Regions from separate parts of the Mus musculus genome. Here all the other regions are linked to region 3. Evidence: chromatin loops called from intact Hi-C (ENCODE). Cell type or tissue: left cerebral cortex. All regions are shown on one strand. Each heading gives the region's core, and the rest is flanking DNA. Links, peaks and the distances in the headings are about the cores only.

What was found. Hi-C counts contacts between places; a loop is a spot of excess contacts. Peaks named below come from ENCODE experiments on the same cell type or tissue, not always from the same donor. Only the 100,000 strongest peaks of a DNase experiment are listed, where the experiment ranks them.
Region 1: it touches region 3 in a loop (6-fold over the local background); 9 of 42 quality-filtered maps call a loop at or near these places.
Region 2: a loop joins it to region 3, with 4 times the contacts of the local background. A loop is called at or near these places in 19 of 42 quality-filtered maps.

What each region holds. Positions count from the first base shown.
Region 1 is chr10:60,001,121-60,005,120 of GRCm38, reverse strand. Anapc16 (anaphase promoting complex subunit 16) reads left to right here and starts at 1,986. Exons shown (of 4, transcript NM_025514.3): 1 at 1,986-2,165. It overlaps Ascc1 (activating signal cointegrator 1 complex subunit 1), which reads right to left and starts at 2,316. Exons shown (of 11, transcript NM_026937.3): 1 at 2,214-2,316; 2 at 194-326. The coding sequence starts at 302. In left cerebral cortex, for the core only: a CTCF peak has its summit at 1,524 (motif pointing left); DNase peaks (open chromatin) are centred at 1,472, 2,047, 2,281 and 2,712; H3K4me3 peaks cover 2,134 bases; H3K27ac peaks cover 2,270 bases.
Region 2 is chr10:60,190,066-60,194,065 of GRCm38, reverse strand. All of the region lies in intron 2 of Chst3 (carbohydrate sulfotransferase 3), which reads left to right. Among named protein-coding and RNA genes, the nearest start is that of Chst3, 27 kb to the left of the region's middle. In left cerebral cortex, for the core only: a CTCF peak has its summit at 2,117; DNase peaks (open chromatin) are centred at 131 and 2,171; H3K4me3 peaks cover 354 bases; H3K27ac peaks cover 196 bases.
Region 3 is chr10:60,242,764-60,248,859 of GRCm38, reverse strand. No RefSeq gene overlaps it. Among named protein-coding and RNA genes, the nearest start is that of Chst3, 27 kb to the right of the region's middle. In left cerebral cortex, for the core only: CTCF peaks have their summits at 2,113 (motif pointing right), 3,382 and 3,589 (motif pointing right); DNase peaks (open chromatin) are centred at 2,088 and 3,606.

The sequences.
Region 1 (4,000 bases), core at 1-4,000, 240 kb after region 3:
AAAAGTTACTCTACGTGGCACTGAGGCCTCTGTCCAGGATGAAATCTATCTTGACACACGAACTGCAGCCAGGAACACCTCATCTGAGGTCAGCTTTATTAGACCCACTGAGCAGCAACAAAGCAAAGAATTACCCTTACAGTACAAAGAACATTTTCCCTCTTGTGGGACCTAAGAGACCCCCCAGGATTACCAGGATAGAAATCCTCGTCTTCTTCATGTTGGTACTGTTTCTCCTGGATGGGATTCTTTCTATAATTCCGTCCATCGAACGTTACAATCTGTGGGCGTAGAACATCCATGACAAATGACGTTCCAGGAAAGTCCTGAAAAAGAAAGTGCCCTTTTGTTTAATTTTTTTTTTTTTAATTAAACAATGAATACTTAGGTCACTAAGATGGCTCAACAGGTAAAGGCACTTGCTCCCAAGGCCGATGACCCACACGGCAGAAGGAAAAAGTTGACTCCTGCAGGTTGTCCTCTGGACTACACATGCAGCCAGGTAGCAAACGCACAGACAAAATATGGAAATAAACAAACAAATGTAATAAAAAATTAAGTTAAAAGAAACTCCATTATGTAGGCAAGTAGCATAGACTAAATAAATAAATGTAATAAAATTTTAAATTTAAAAAATTCTGCTAGCCGGGCGTGGTGGCGCACGCCTTTAATCCCAGCACTCTGGAGGCAGAGGCAGGTGGATTTCTGAGTTCGAGGCCAGCCTGGTCTGCAGAGTGAGTTCCAGGACAACCAGGGCTATACAGAGAAACCCTGTCTCAAAAAAACCAAAAAACAACAAAAACAAAAAACAAACAAAAAACAAAAAAACAAAAAAAAATTCTGCTGTGTAGGCAGGTAACATATGCACAGACTACATTCGTAAATAAATAAATGTAATAAGAAATTTAAATTAAAAACTCCATTATGTAGGCCTCAACTGGGCAGTTCACAGCACATCCTAAGCAAAAATAGTGTCGCTTTCCATGAGCTCACCAGTGTAAGTTCTTGTATAGGTGTCTGATTAACCTATAGGGGGTGAGGTCTTGCTAGCCACCTAAGTATGAGCAGAGTGCTTCATTCACCCTATCCAGTATGATATTTTATCGTATCCAGTTTGATAACGCATTGAGGAACCATCGGTACAATACCCGCGGAAGAGAGGTAAGCCGTTTTAAAGATGCTAGAAATAAATACCTTCCAATCAGATTTATTTCCCTATCACAGTACAATTAAAATATGACTTACTAACACAGTTCTCGGACCAACACAGTACTGAGAAGGAACAGTTTCCCGAGGCCACTGCCTCCAGAACACAACAAACGGCTTCACGCTTGAATCAATAATTCGGAATTAAAGGCTCCTGATAAACTACCCCATGTTCCCATCCCAGATGGCTGCGGCTACAAGTTCACGTACTTAACAAGTTCCACCAAAGAAGGCCTAACAATCCCTTCCAAATGAATGCTTGACCCAACCCTCAGTCAAGTCGCTAATCCGCAGCCACCTGCAGGACGCAAGAAGAGGGTTCGTGCTTTGAGAAAACAGAAAATCAACGTTGGCAGGGGGATGCAATTATTAACAGTCTTGTGCCGCGCCACCCTGGTGTGCTACTCCTTTAGCATCCCTTCCCACTTCAAAAACCACGTTCTGTCGAAAAGGAGCCTTTACAAAGTGTGAGCACTGAGCACGAAGCCACAGTGGTACCTTTCCTGAGCAGCTCCAGGCAGAGACTGCGCAGAAGGAGGAGAGCGGACTAGCCCTGGGTCATGGGTGTTTGAAGAGGGAAAAGTGGATATGCTTTCGTGCAATTCTCACATAAAAAGCAAACGCTGAACATCCTACGCTAGAGAGGCGGAGCAGACAGCACCAACGCAAGAAAACCAAAACTGCGGGGGACTGGGGCGGGGAAGGGGGCGGGGCAGCCACAGCGACCCGGAAGTGTTCTCGGAAAGCTCGGTCTGGCCCAGCCGGGCTCCGCCCCCTCCACGCATGCGCGCTAGCACCGCCCTCTAGCCCTCACCGCCGCAGGGACAGGCGCAGCACCGCCATCAAACTCCCACAGCTCAGGCGGGCGCGCGCACGCCGCCGTCTACGTCGTGGCGAGCGAGGCCGCACGGCTTCGTCCAAGGGGCGGGGCTGTCAGTCAAAGTGCACAAGCTGCTGAGGTAAGTGGCCGAGAACCTTCCAGACCTGATTCCCCCCTACGCTCCTACCTGCCAGGACTAACTGGGAGCGTAGGAAGAGACCCTGGAGGCTCGCCCGCGCCGGCCGTATGCAAAGGCAGCGTCATCCGACTGAGCATGCGTGGGGCGGGTTGGCGCCTGCGCCGTGGGCCGGCCGCAAGCCTTCCCTTCCTCCCCGAGTTGTTGGGTAGGAAGCGTACCTGGGTGGAGTTGGAGTAGCCAGGATTAGGGTGCTGGCTCCTCCCCTCTCCCGCGAGCTTCTTCATCCCACCTAGAAAGAGCTACCGCAGCTAGGTGCTGCGGGTGGTGATCCGTCTGTCTAGGTGGGACACCTAGTGATTTTTGTTAGTAGAACCCAACGGGTGTCATAATTAGCCACCTCACTTGGATCCCGATCGACATAAGCATCTGGTTTGTTCTGGGCTTTATTTTAAAGGAGGATCTCTTTTTTTGTTTTGTTTTGTTTTAAGACTATAAGCGGAAAGTTTATGAGTGCGAGGTCGTCCCTGTCGTACACAAAGTAAGTATTTAACCACGCCAGCCATATTGTGCCCCACAAACTATCATTCCGCTTCTTAGGAGCGTTTCCTCTGCTTGGCAGCAGCCACAGCTTCCCTGATAGGGCCAAGTTCCAGATAATCATCATTCAACAAAAGTTCACTGAGTGCCTCGTTATGAGGATGGTAGTCTCCTGAGCGACAGGGTTGAATACTCCATGCAGAAAGAGTCATGACTGGAACTGTCTCGGTCCCCTGCAGCCTCTACTGAGCTGATTGCTTTTGTCCTCGGTTTGTTTGTTTGTTTGTTTTGGTTGGTTGGTTGGTTTTGTGGGGTTTTTTTTTTTTTTTTTTTTTTTGGTTTTTTTGGTTTGGTTTGGTTTTTTTTGGTTTTTCGAGACAGGGTTTCTCTGTACAGCCCTGGCTGTACTGGAACTCACGCTGTAGACCAGGCTGGCCTCGAACTCAGAAATCTGCCTGTCTCTGCCTCCCAAGTGCTGGGATTAAAGGCGTGGGCCACCTCCGCCCGGCTGACCTCGTATTTATAAATCATTCATCCAGGAGCCACTGTGACAAGGGTTTTTATAAGATGCCTCCAGGGTACAAAGGTAGTTTGTTTTCTCCTTCCAACGACATGGGATCCTTTTCAGTGCCTCACACTTGGGTAAGCAAACACTCTAGCCACCTCACAATACATCCCCAGGCCCAGGCTTGAAGCTGGTGTCTGCTGTCTTCCTCCTTAGCCTTTCATAGCTTCCCTGAACCCAGAACATTCCCATTCCCCATAACCTAGCTAACAACATTGCTATGGGGAATCGCTTATCTTCTGCCTCCCAAGGGCTGGGTTTACAGGCAGCTACCACACCTGTGAGGCTTGTAAGTGACTTGAAGGGCTCCCCAACCCCTCCAGTGAAAACACTTACTCCATGTAGCTCTCCCCAGCCCCACTGCAAGATTCTTTATAAGATCATGAGGTGAATGTGCTGACTGAGAGTGTAGCCCAGCGCTAGGATGTGTGAAGTGCGTAACATCACACTGCCTGCCTCCCGAGCAGACCCTTCCCTCCCGGGAGCTTTACACGTAAGTGAAAAGCTGGATTGTGCATAGGGAAAAGTGTATGTGCCAGTGCACACCTGTAATTCCAACACTCGGTAAGCCAAGCCAGCGGGATCTGGGATTGCGGGCCAGGCCGGGCTGATTTGCTTGTCTCGGCTGTACTTATTTAACCCTCATAACTCTTCCTCGGGGTAGGCTCCACTGTTACTGACTCCAGCTTACAGGTGAGGCATCTAAGGGACAGAAAAGGCAACTGATTTGTCC
Region 2 (4,000 bases), core at 1-4,000, 54 kb after region 3:
CTATGCTCTGGGTCCCAGCGAGAGGGGAGTGGAGGCTTGGTGCCTGATGCAATGCCTGGCAAGGCCCCGCCCCTTATCGGAGCTTCCCTCCCGTCCTTGCAGGGACCCCTCCAGAAGGACGGAGGCGGGGCTGGACTGCAATCCCTCAGGGGCCTCAGTGGAAGAGCCCAGCTGGAGGCTATCCAAACGTGAAACCAATTCTCCAGTGAGGCAGTTTGCCAAGTCAGGGGGAGAGGCCTGTGCTGAGGAAAGACCCCTGGGCAGGGAGGAGGGAAGGGGAGCTGGTGCCCTGCTTGGCAAGGCTCATCCACCTCGGCTTCCTCCCTCCCTCTCTGAACCACCAGTTGCCTGGGGGCTTTCCCACGCCTCCCCCTCCTGAGCACACAGCTGTTAGGAGCTTGAGCTGAAAGTCCCCAAGAATTGAGAATTCATTTTGCCCGTAGTCCATCTATCCCGCATCCTAGCCCACGCCCACTGCAGGTGCCCAGGGCGTCTCTCCCTGATGGCTCACTCATGCACCAGTGAATATTCTCCTCTCCCCTGACACTGCCTAGCAACCTAGAATGCCTAAGCATCTTGCTCTGGGTTAGGTATTCTGGGAAGGGCATCCATCCATCCATCCATCCATCCATCTATCTGTCCGTCTGTCCATCCGTTCATACATCCTTTATTCAAGGTCACCACTTCAGCAACATCCACTAGGTTAAAACTGGGATGTTGATTGCACCCCAGAAAAATCGTTTCAGAATAGGTCTGTGTGGAACAGAACTAGGCTTATTATGAGAGAAACCACGGGAGCACACACGGGAGTCTAAGCAAGGACAGTCAGAGAGAGAGAGACTAGGTTCAGTGTCTTATCAGAAACATATGATTTCATGACTTTATGCTATAGTATCCAAAGGATGTAATTTTCTTTTCCTTCCTTCCTTCCTTCCTTCCTCTCTTCTTCTTCTTCTTCTTCTTCTTCTTCTTCTTCTTCTTCTTCTTCTTCTTCTTCTTCTCTCTCTCTCTCTCTCTCTCTCTCTCTCTCTCTCTCTCTCTCTCTCTTTTTCTTTCTTTCTTGGCTTTTTGAAACAGGGTTTCTCTGTGTAGTCCTGACTATTCTGGCATTAGCTCAGTAGATCAGGCTGACCATGAACTCAGAGATCCACCTGTTTCTCTGCTTCCTGAATGCTGGGATTAAAAATATGTGCCACCATGCCTGGCTTTTTTTTTTTAAGATTTACTTATTTATTTGTTTGTTTGTTTATTTAATGTGAGTACACTGTTGCTCTCTTCAGACACACCAAAAGAGGTTATCAGACCCCATTACAGATGGTTGTGAGCTACCATGTGGTTGCTGAGAATTGAACTCAGGACTGCTGGAAGAACAGTCAGTGCTCTTAACTATAGAGCCATCTCTCCAGTCTGCTTGGCTTTTTTTTTTTTAATTTTAAACAATTTTAATTTGTTTAATGAAATGAATTGTAAGGTGTTCTGTGGTGGTCAGGAGTGTGGATAAGTTACAAAGGTCTACAGCCGTGTTCTTTAGCAAGCATGGCTCATTTGTTGTTTATAACACCTTTGAGATATCTTAGAAAAATGGGTCTTGCCCCTGGAGCAATCTGTACTGATTTTATCAGTTGGGTGAATGAAGAACCTAAATTAGATCGCGTGGGGGAGGGGCCTTTTCCACTTCTCACATCCCCTTGACTTTCCTGTCTCTCTATCCAGTCTCACCTGTTACACAAAATCATTGACCCAGTGGAAAAGAACGTTTGCATCCAGGAAAATAAGCATATGAAAAAGAGAAAGTGATGGAGGGGCTCAGGGAAGGACTTGGAGCTCTGGATGCTAAGTCAGCACAGGAGGAATAGGGATTTTTTTGGCTTCTCTGGGCTCTATTGAAAGAAGAAGAATGGTCTTGGGCACATGTTAAATAGAACGAACTCCAGTGCTGAGACCAGAAAGGATGCGCCCCCGGGTGGGGAATAGTGGGAAGGGCTGGGGTCAGATGGTGCCCATAAAGGCTGGGAATGAGGTGTGGCTCCCATCCCCAGGGCCTTGGAGGGCTTGTGTTCTGCTCTGAGTTGTGCACGAAGGGTTTTCAGCAGCTAGAGTCACCCGGAGTACTGGGCTGGGTGTCTAAGACGCTCTCGACATCAGGACCGCGTTCGCGTATCTGAGTTAAGGTGCTCGTAGGCGCCCCCGTGTGTTGGAGACGGGGAGAGTTTGGGAGAGGAATGTGGACGGAATGCGAACCAGAAGACTCAGCTGTGCTGATGGACCAGAAGAGAGGAGTGAGATGCGTGAAAAGGAGGCCACCATCGCCTAAGAAGAGTGAGGGAAGAGCGCACCCCCAGGGAATCCCAGAGGAAGCTTTAGTAGAGAACGGCCAGAGCGCAGGAGAGGAAGAGGGAGGGGCACACCATGCAGTCCCCAGGTTGAAATGTAGCAAGGGCCACCCTCTCACAGAAGGTGACTGAGGACTCCCCCAGGGTGTTTTTAAGGGAAAAAAGGATATTGCAGAACGAGAGGACTGAGACACAAAGGCCAGAGAGAAATATGAGGCAGGAGGATGATCCTCTTGAGAACTGTGCGGCTGATTACTATGAGTGGCTTATGAGAATGTTTCCCAGCTTATACCCACTGCCACCTCCCAGACGGCAAGGCTGGATGCTGCTCCCTCTTGTGGCTCCCAACATCGCTAGGGCCAGACGCACAGTGGCCCTCACCAAATAGAAGTGTCCATGGAGAACCTCAGCCCGGCCGACATCTTCTTTTACTGCTCCTGGTGTTTGTACCCAGCAGGCTGTGCCCAGGCAGAGCTGGGTTGGGCATGAGGTCCTGGCATCTTTCAGCACTGACAAGGACATGTTAGCAGGCTGGCCTTTAGTGGCACCTTGGCAGTGGGGCTGGGGAGTTGAGAGCCATGGAGTAGAGGATGCTGGGAAGGCCATCAAGGGAAGAGGCAGCAGGGATTTCCAGCCAGGCAAGGATCTCAGGACCAGCATGTGCTTGCCAACCCTGGAAGAGAAGTAGCATGAAGTTTCAACCATGTTATAGCCCACTTCTTACACAGGGCGTCCTGCAGGGCAAGCTCTGCCACAGTCTCTGCCCAGTGAGTCCCATTCCGGGGCCCTCTTCGCCTTTCTTGGCCCTGTGAACTCCTGGCTTTGGGGTCCTCACGCATTCCTCCCTCTCCTGGATAGTCACCTGGCCTTGGGCCTCTCAAGGCTGCAGAGGGGACATCCAACCAGGGATGGGTGACAGAGCTGCCAGTCTGCTCACGCCATACCAGTATTCAGTCTTCCTTCTTCCTGGCAGTGCTTGGGAACCCTGCATTTCTGTGAGGGAGAGGAGGCTGGGTTAATGACTTCAAAATATAAAGCCACTGGAAGAGGTGGGGAAGGGAAGATGGGAAAGCTTGTCATCAGAGGAGCCCAACTCCCAAACCTGACTGTGTGCCTGGGATCGAGCTTGGGGCTCCAGATGCTAGGTATTCACTGTGATACCGGGCTTCATTCTTTGTTGTTGTTGTTGTTGTTTTGAGACACAGTCAAACTAAGTTGCCCTGGCAGGTCTTGAACTTGCAATCCTCTTGCCTCTGCCAGCTGAATAGCTGGGATTACAGATTTATGGCCATAAGGAAAACCTTGCCAAAGGTGCTAGCCTCAGGAGCGAAAAGACATGCTAGACCACGCCACCACCCCACCCTACCCCCGCTGCCCCTGCTCTACTCAAGGTTCCCCCTCTCCCCTTACTCCTCTCCCTCCCATCTTCTTCATAATGAATGCTTACCAAGTTCCAGATGCTAGGCACGTGCTCTGCCACTAAGCCATGATTGCCAACCCCCTTTGATGTCTTTGTATAACCTAGAGATTCTGGAAATACAAGACCAATAAGCTTGCCCAGCACAGCATACTGTGTCTTGTGTAGCTAAGGGTAGGTAGCCATGAACTTCTGAGCCACAGTCTCAGCCCTGTTATGCTTTTGTATGGCGGGTCGCCCAGCAGGCTAC
Region 3 (6,096 bases), core at 1,252-5,251:
ATTAAAACAGTTGACTTTTCAAACTGAAAAATAGGCTCAGCTGAAACACAATCATATTTAAGTCATCAGTCAGGAGACAAACAACTTTAAATCGATGAGTTAGGAACCAATCACACATCAAACAAGACAAAGTGGTAGCGATTGTTCCAAGTGACCCTCTAATTAATCTTCTGTGCCTTCTCTGAGACCACAGCATCTGAGTTCATGCAGATGAGGTCACTGCATTGTGAAACTGCTGGACCAGAACAACAGTCTACAACCATAACTCACTCACCCACAGACAAGAAGAAAATTAACTCGCTCCCTTATTTTCTTAGGAGAAAACCACACACTTCAAAGTTCAAGGTGGATGAAGCCAGGATGAAGGCAGAGTTCTGGGGCCTGGTGGTTCCGTTCCCCATGACACTGCTTTGTCATCCTTGCTCATGGCATTTTGTCACAGAAGCAGAAAAGTAACCAATCAATCTTGGAGGCACCACATCCCTTACTCATGGCTCCATTCTCCATTGTTCTGGTTACCTGGAGCCAATGGCAGTCTGAAATCCTTTAAACATGTTTTTTGCTTGTTTGTTTGTTTATTTGCTTGTTTTTCTTTTCTCAGAAAGGTTAAAAAAATCCATATTTTACAGTCCAATGTTGTGGATGGACCTGGTGCTGTTTGTATCGTGTGTGTGGTTTTTTTTTTTTTTTTTTTTTTTGGTTTTTCAAGCTCACTCTGTAGACCAGGCTGGCCTCGAACTCAGAAATCCACCTGCCTCTGCCTCCCGACTGCTGGGATTAAAGGCGTGCGCCACCTCGCCTGGCTTTGTGTGTGTGTTTTTATGTGTGTGTGTGTTTATGTGTATGTTTGTATACATTTGTGTATGTGTTTGTGTGTATCTTTGTGTATGTATGTGTATATGTTTGTGTATGTGTTTGTGTGTGTATGTGTTTTGTGTGTGTGTGTAGGTTTGTGTATGTGTGTGTATGTTTGTGTGTGTGTGTATGTTTATGTGTGTGTGTGTGTGTTTGTCAGAAGTTAACTTGCAGAGAGAATTGGGAGCTAGTTTTCTACCACATATGGGCTCCAGGATGGCACTCAAGCCCTCAGGCTCAGAGACCAAATTCTCTGCCCACTTTTGTGCATTGCTTTCTTTCTTTCTTTTTTTTCGAGACAGGGTTTCTCTGTGTAGCCCTGGCTGGCCTTGAACTCAGAAATCCACCTGCCTCTGCCTCCTGAGTGCTGGGATTAAAGGCATGCGCCACCACGCATGCCAGTGATTGTCTGTGATCTCAATGCTCAAGAGGTGGAGACAGGAGGATCAGTAATTCAAAGCCAGACATAGAGAACCAGAAGCCAACCTAAGCCTCCAATAAGGGTGGTATTTATGGAGCTAGAGAGACGGAGCAGCATTTAAGAACACATTCTTGCAGGGGCCCCTTGACCAGTTTCTTATACTCACGTAGCAACTCACAACTTTGCCTATAACTCCAGTTCCGGGGGATCTGTTGCAGCCTTCTGTCTCCTGTAGTCTCCTGCATACACATGGTGTGTATAAACTCATACAGCACACAGGAGCACACATGCATGCGCACACAAACATACAAATAAAATAATTTTTAAAAGGTAGTTTTTTTAAAACCTAAAAACCAAACAGCAAGCAAAAGCCCAAAGCTGAGTTGGTATGTCAATGCATGCCTGTAATCCCAGCACTCAGGAAGTAGAGGCAGGAGGATTGCCTCAAGTTCTAAATGGACTAGGCTACATTGGGAGCACCAGGCCGCTGTGGGTTACATAGTAAAGCGACAATAAAAACGCATAAACAACCTGATCTCCAACAACTAACTGATCAACAACCCAGCTGTGGGTCTTACCGTGTTCATGATTTTACAGTGAGGCCCTCTGCTCAAGGGCCCACAGAACCGACAAAAAGCCTTTTCTTCATGACACTTGGCATAGAAACCACTGTGGGACAAACTCATGGGACTGAGCAGGAAGCAAGGTTGTGACCCTTACCAGGGCTGGCGATGGAACATTTCTACTCTGGGGAAGATGCAGATGGTGCCTAACCTCCTCCTACAATCCTAAGGACAAAGGGGTAGATCCCACAAGGATCCACTGGGGGGAGCTATTGTGCTCACTCTGCATACTTGCTGAGCTATGGGTCCTGGGCAGGGGCCTGGGTAACCTTAAAGAGGCCACTCCCTCTCGGCTTTGTAGATGGAGTCTCTGCCTTAGTTCTGCCCGTCCTAAGGCCAGTGCAATCAGGACACAACAGCACACGACTGGCTACTCTGTTCCTCTCTCCACGAGGGAGTCAACAAGGCCAACTAGGATGGCCTGCAAGGGACACAGCTGGCCTCAGGAGGATGGCGATGATTTGGCTGGGTTGGTGGCTGTGTCTAACAGCTGGTGACAATATTCTAGCCAGATTCCTACATACAGTGGGACCTAGGACAGCTTTCATCTCTTGGGCCCCGAGGACACTTGTGACAGCGACTCTGTTTCCTTGGTGTTTTTCATAACTTCACACCTACAGTCCAACACTGATGCTCACAAGAGTGTCACGGTGTGCACGCTCACGAGTACAAAGTAAATGGTGCGTGTGCATCAGAGATGCTCTTGAAGCTGAGCCTGAGCCTATGCCATTGTCTCTAATGCTCTGTCTTCACATTGGCTTATTTCTATTGGTCTTTTACTCCTTTTTTTTTAAAAAAGACTTATTTATTTATTTTATGTGTATGAGTACACTATAGCTGTCTTCAGACACACCAGAAGGCATCAGATCCCATTACATATGGTTGAGCCACCATGCGGTTGCTGGGAATTGAACTCAGGACCTCTGGAAGAGCTGCCTGTGCTCTTACCCATTGAGCCATCTCTCCAGCCCCCGGTTTAGTGCTCCTACAATTGGTTTTTACTATTACTGGTTTGTGATGCTGAGGTTAGAACTCGGGGCTCTGCTTATGAATGATGTATGCCTCTGACTTTCCCTTGGGATTTTCCCAATGATTTGGGAGTCACAACTGAAGCACTTTGGCTGCTCGCCAGGTAGGGGAAGACCCAGGGCAGGTTGGTGTACTAATTAGGGTAAGAGATGAACTTGCTTTTGGTCCAGGGAGCAGTATTTTCGCTCAAAACCAAGAGCAGCAGACAAACTTGAGATTATTAATATTGTAAAGCCAAGGGTGAACGCGGCGGGGCACAACTGTTATCACAGCCTTTGGGAAGGAGAGGCAAGACAATCAGGAGTTAGAGGCCATCCCTGATGCCATATCAGATTTGAGACCAGCTTGAGATACAAGAGACCCATTTAAAAAATTAAAAAGAGCACAAAGTATGTACATACATGCATGCACATTTAAAACTAGGTTAGAGTTCAGCATAACTATGCTATATGCCTATAATCGCAACACTCAGGAGATGGAGACAGCAGAATCCGAAGTTCAAAGCTAGTCTTAGCTATGTAGAGTTGGAGACTAGCTTGGGCTACCTGAGACAGTGTCAAAATTACATAAAAAGGTAGGGTTGGACTGCCACCTATCCGGTGGCAGAGGGTTGAGGACACTGCTACTCTCTAGTGGACACTTTTAGCATAGCGAGAAAGTGAACACATGGCACTTGCTGTTCTGAAGCTGACCGCCAGAGGGCAGAAGAGTCACTGAGTTAATCATCACCGCGCCCCGGAGAGGGAGGATTCATACCCAGCCAAGGTGAGCACCCTCTTTAGCTTCCATAGCAGCTTTGGGAATGGACACAGCCCTGATTCCCCTCACGCAGCTTAAGGCTGAGCAGAGAAGGTATATGGGTTTAGAACATTGCCAGGGGAGGAGAGCTGGGTAGAAGGCCTGCAGGCGAAGAAGGCTCTAGAAGGGAAGGAGGCCAGTTTGGTTGGAAAACAGACCCTCCCACAATCCCACGACTCTCTGCCCACCCCCACGTCCCTCCATAAGAAGCCAACTCACCTGTACCACCATGCACTAAAATTGAATTGGTTTCTGGGCTCAGGTTTGCTGTCGACTTGATTTTTTTTTTTTTTTTTTTTTTTGGAGGTGGGGGGACACTGTGAGACAGACATTTTCGGCCTCACTCTGTAGCCTAGGAGGCTGGCCTCAAACCACGGCACCTCCTTCTGCCTCTGCTTGGGTGCCAGGCTGACAGGTGTGTGCAGCTACACCCAGCTTGGGCCGTGTTACATTGAGACTTAAGAATTGTTCATATTTATGGGGTACAGTGGAACTAGTTTTTGGCTTGGGGTTGCTTGGTGTCTTATTTAGAGTTTCTCTTGCTGCAACAAAACACCATGACTGAAAAGCTGCTTACTGGCTTGTTCCCCATGGTTTGCTCAGCCTGATTTCTTATAGAACCAGGACCACCAGCCCAGGGGTGGCACCACCCACTACAGGCTGGGCCCCTCATGGGCCTATCAGAGAGACATTTCCTCAACTGAGGCTCCTTCCTCTCTGATGACTGTAGCTTGTGTCGAGCTGACACACAAAACCAGCCAGCACCCTTGCTTTATTGTTTGTTTGTTATTGTTGGTGGTAGTGGTAGGTATATGGCTTTTTTGTTTGTAGCTCTTTTTTTTTTTTTTTGGCATTATTGCAGCTTGAACCTAAGGACATATTTCTTAGCTACTGAGACCAACCATTCAGCGAATACTGGAATTTGGGGTGGGATGGCTGGACCGGCTGGATTTTGAAATCGGGAAGCCATTGAGAGATGAAGCAGATGGGAACAGTGTGACTGCTGGGTGAGAAGAGATGACTTACAGACCATGTGTGAGTCAGAGCTGATGACCAACGTGTCAGTGAGACAGAGAGAACGGAAGGGCCTAGGACAGACAGACCTTCCTGGAGTGTTTTCCCACTGTTATCAGAGGATATAAAGTCCTGGCTTTAGAGATGGAGGAAGAGGCTGGGAACCAGAGTGGTGTGTTTGGGGTGGGGCGGAGGGTGTGGAGGGCATAGAAACTGAGAGAGGTAAGGAAACACTTCTTCCCCTGATGGAAGCCCTGGGGCACCTCTACTTCCATCCAGAGAGACTCCTGGGGACATCTGGCTTCTAGAACTGTAAGACTCTAGCTTGTGTGGCTTGTAAAGCCGAGAAGTCTGTGATGGTCCTTAAAGCAGTGGCAGAAAGCAGCAGCCAGCAACAGGCCCAGGGCCTCTGATTGTCTGGTCACACTGCTTAGGCCCAAGAGGTTTGGTGGCCTCCTGTAAAGAATGCTTTGGACAACACACTGTGGTCTCTCCAGTCCCAAGGGCTTCCTGGTTTTGGAGCTTCATCTCCATTGACAAGTACCAGAGGGTTATAGTCTGCGACCTTCGTGGCGGGGAGCATGGCAGCAGGCAGGCAAGCATGGTGCTGAAGCAGTAGCTGAGAGTTCACGTGTAACTGACAAGCAAAAGCCCAGCGAACTAACTGGGAATGACGTGGGCTTTTTAAACCTTAAATCCCATCCCCAGTGACACACCTCCTCCAGCAAGACCACACCCCCTAATCCTTCCCAAATGTTTCCACCAACTGGAGACCAAGTATTCAAATACATGAGCCTCTGGGGACAATTCTCATTCAAACCACCACACCGTCTCAGAACTTTTCTCCAAATCTGGGGACACTTGGATAGCCTGGACCAGGTTGGACACTGAGTCCAGGAGAGCAGAGGCAGTGTGGAAAGCTTAGCCTCGTGATGGGGCATCACGGGTGCTTCTGGTATGAGGCACAATAACCTCAATCACACCCTGTCATTTGGGTTTTTTCTTTCCTGTTTCAACACCTCCTCTGTCCTTGTTTCCTGAAAATGCTACTGTTCTACATACTCCAAGGATGAAACCCCATTCTTATCTCAGGCTCTGCATCTAGGAAAGTCCAAACCAAGGTCCTTGGGAATGACAGCAACCCAAACCTTGGTGGTAAGTAGCAGGAGAGATGAGAAACAGCTCTGACCTCCAACAAAGCCACTCCCAGTCAACACAAAGGGTGGGGACCAGTTCAGATCACACAAGAGCACACCTGGTCACAGTGAATTGCAGCTTTGAAACTTGCTCGGGTCCTAGACAGAGAGGCAGGGAGACACTTTGGGAAATGGATTTAAAGAAGTTTATTGGGGTGAA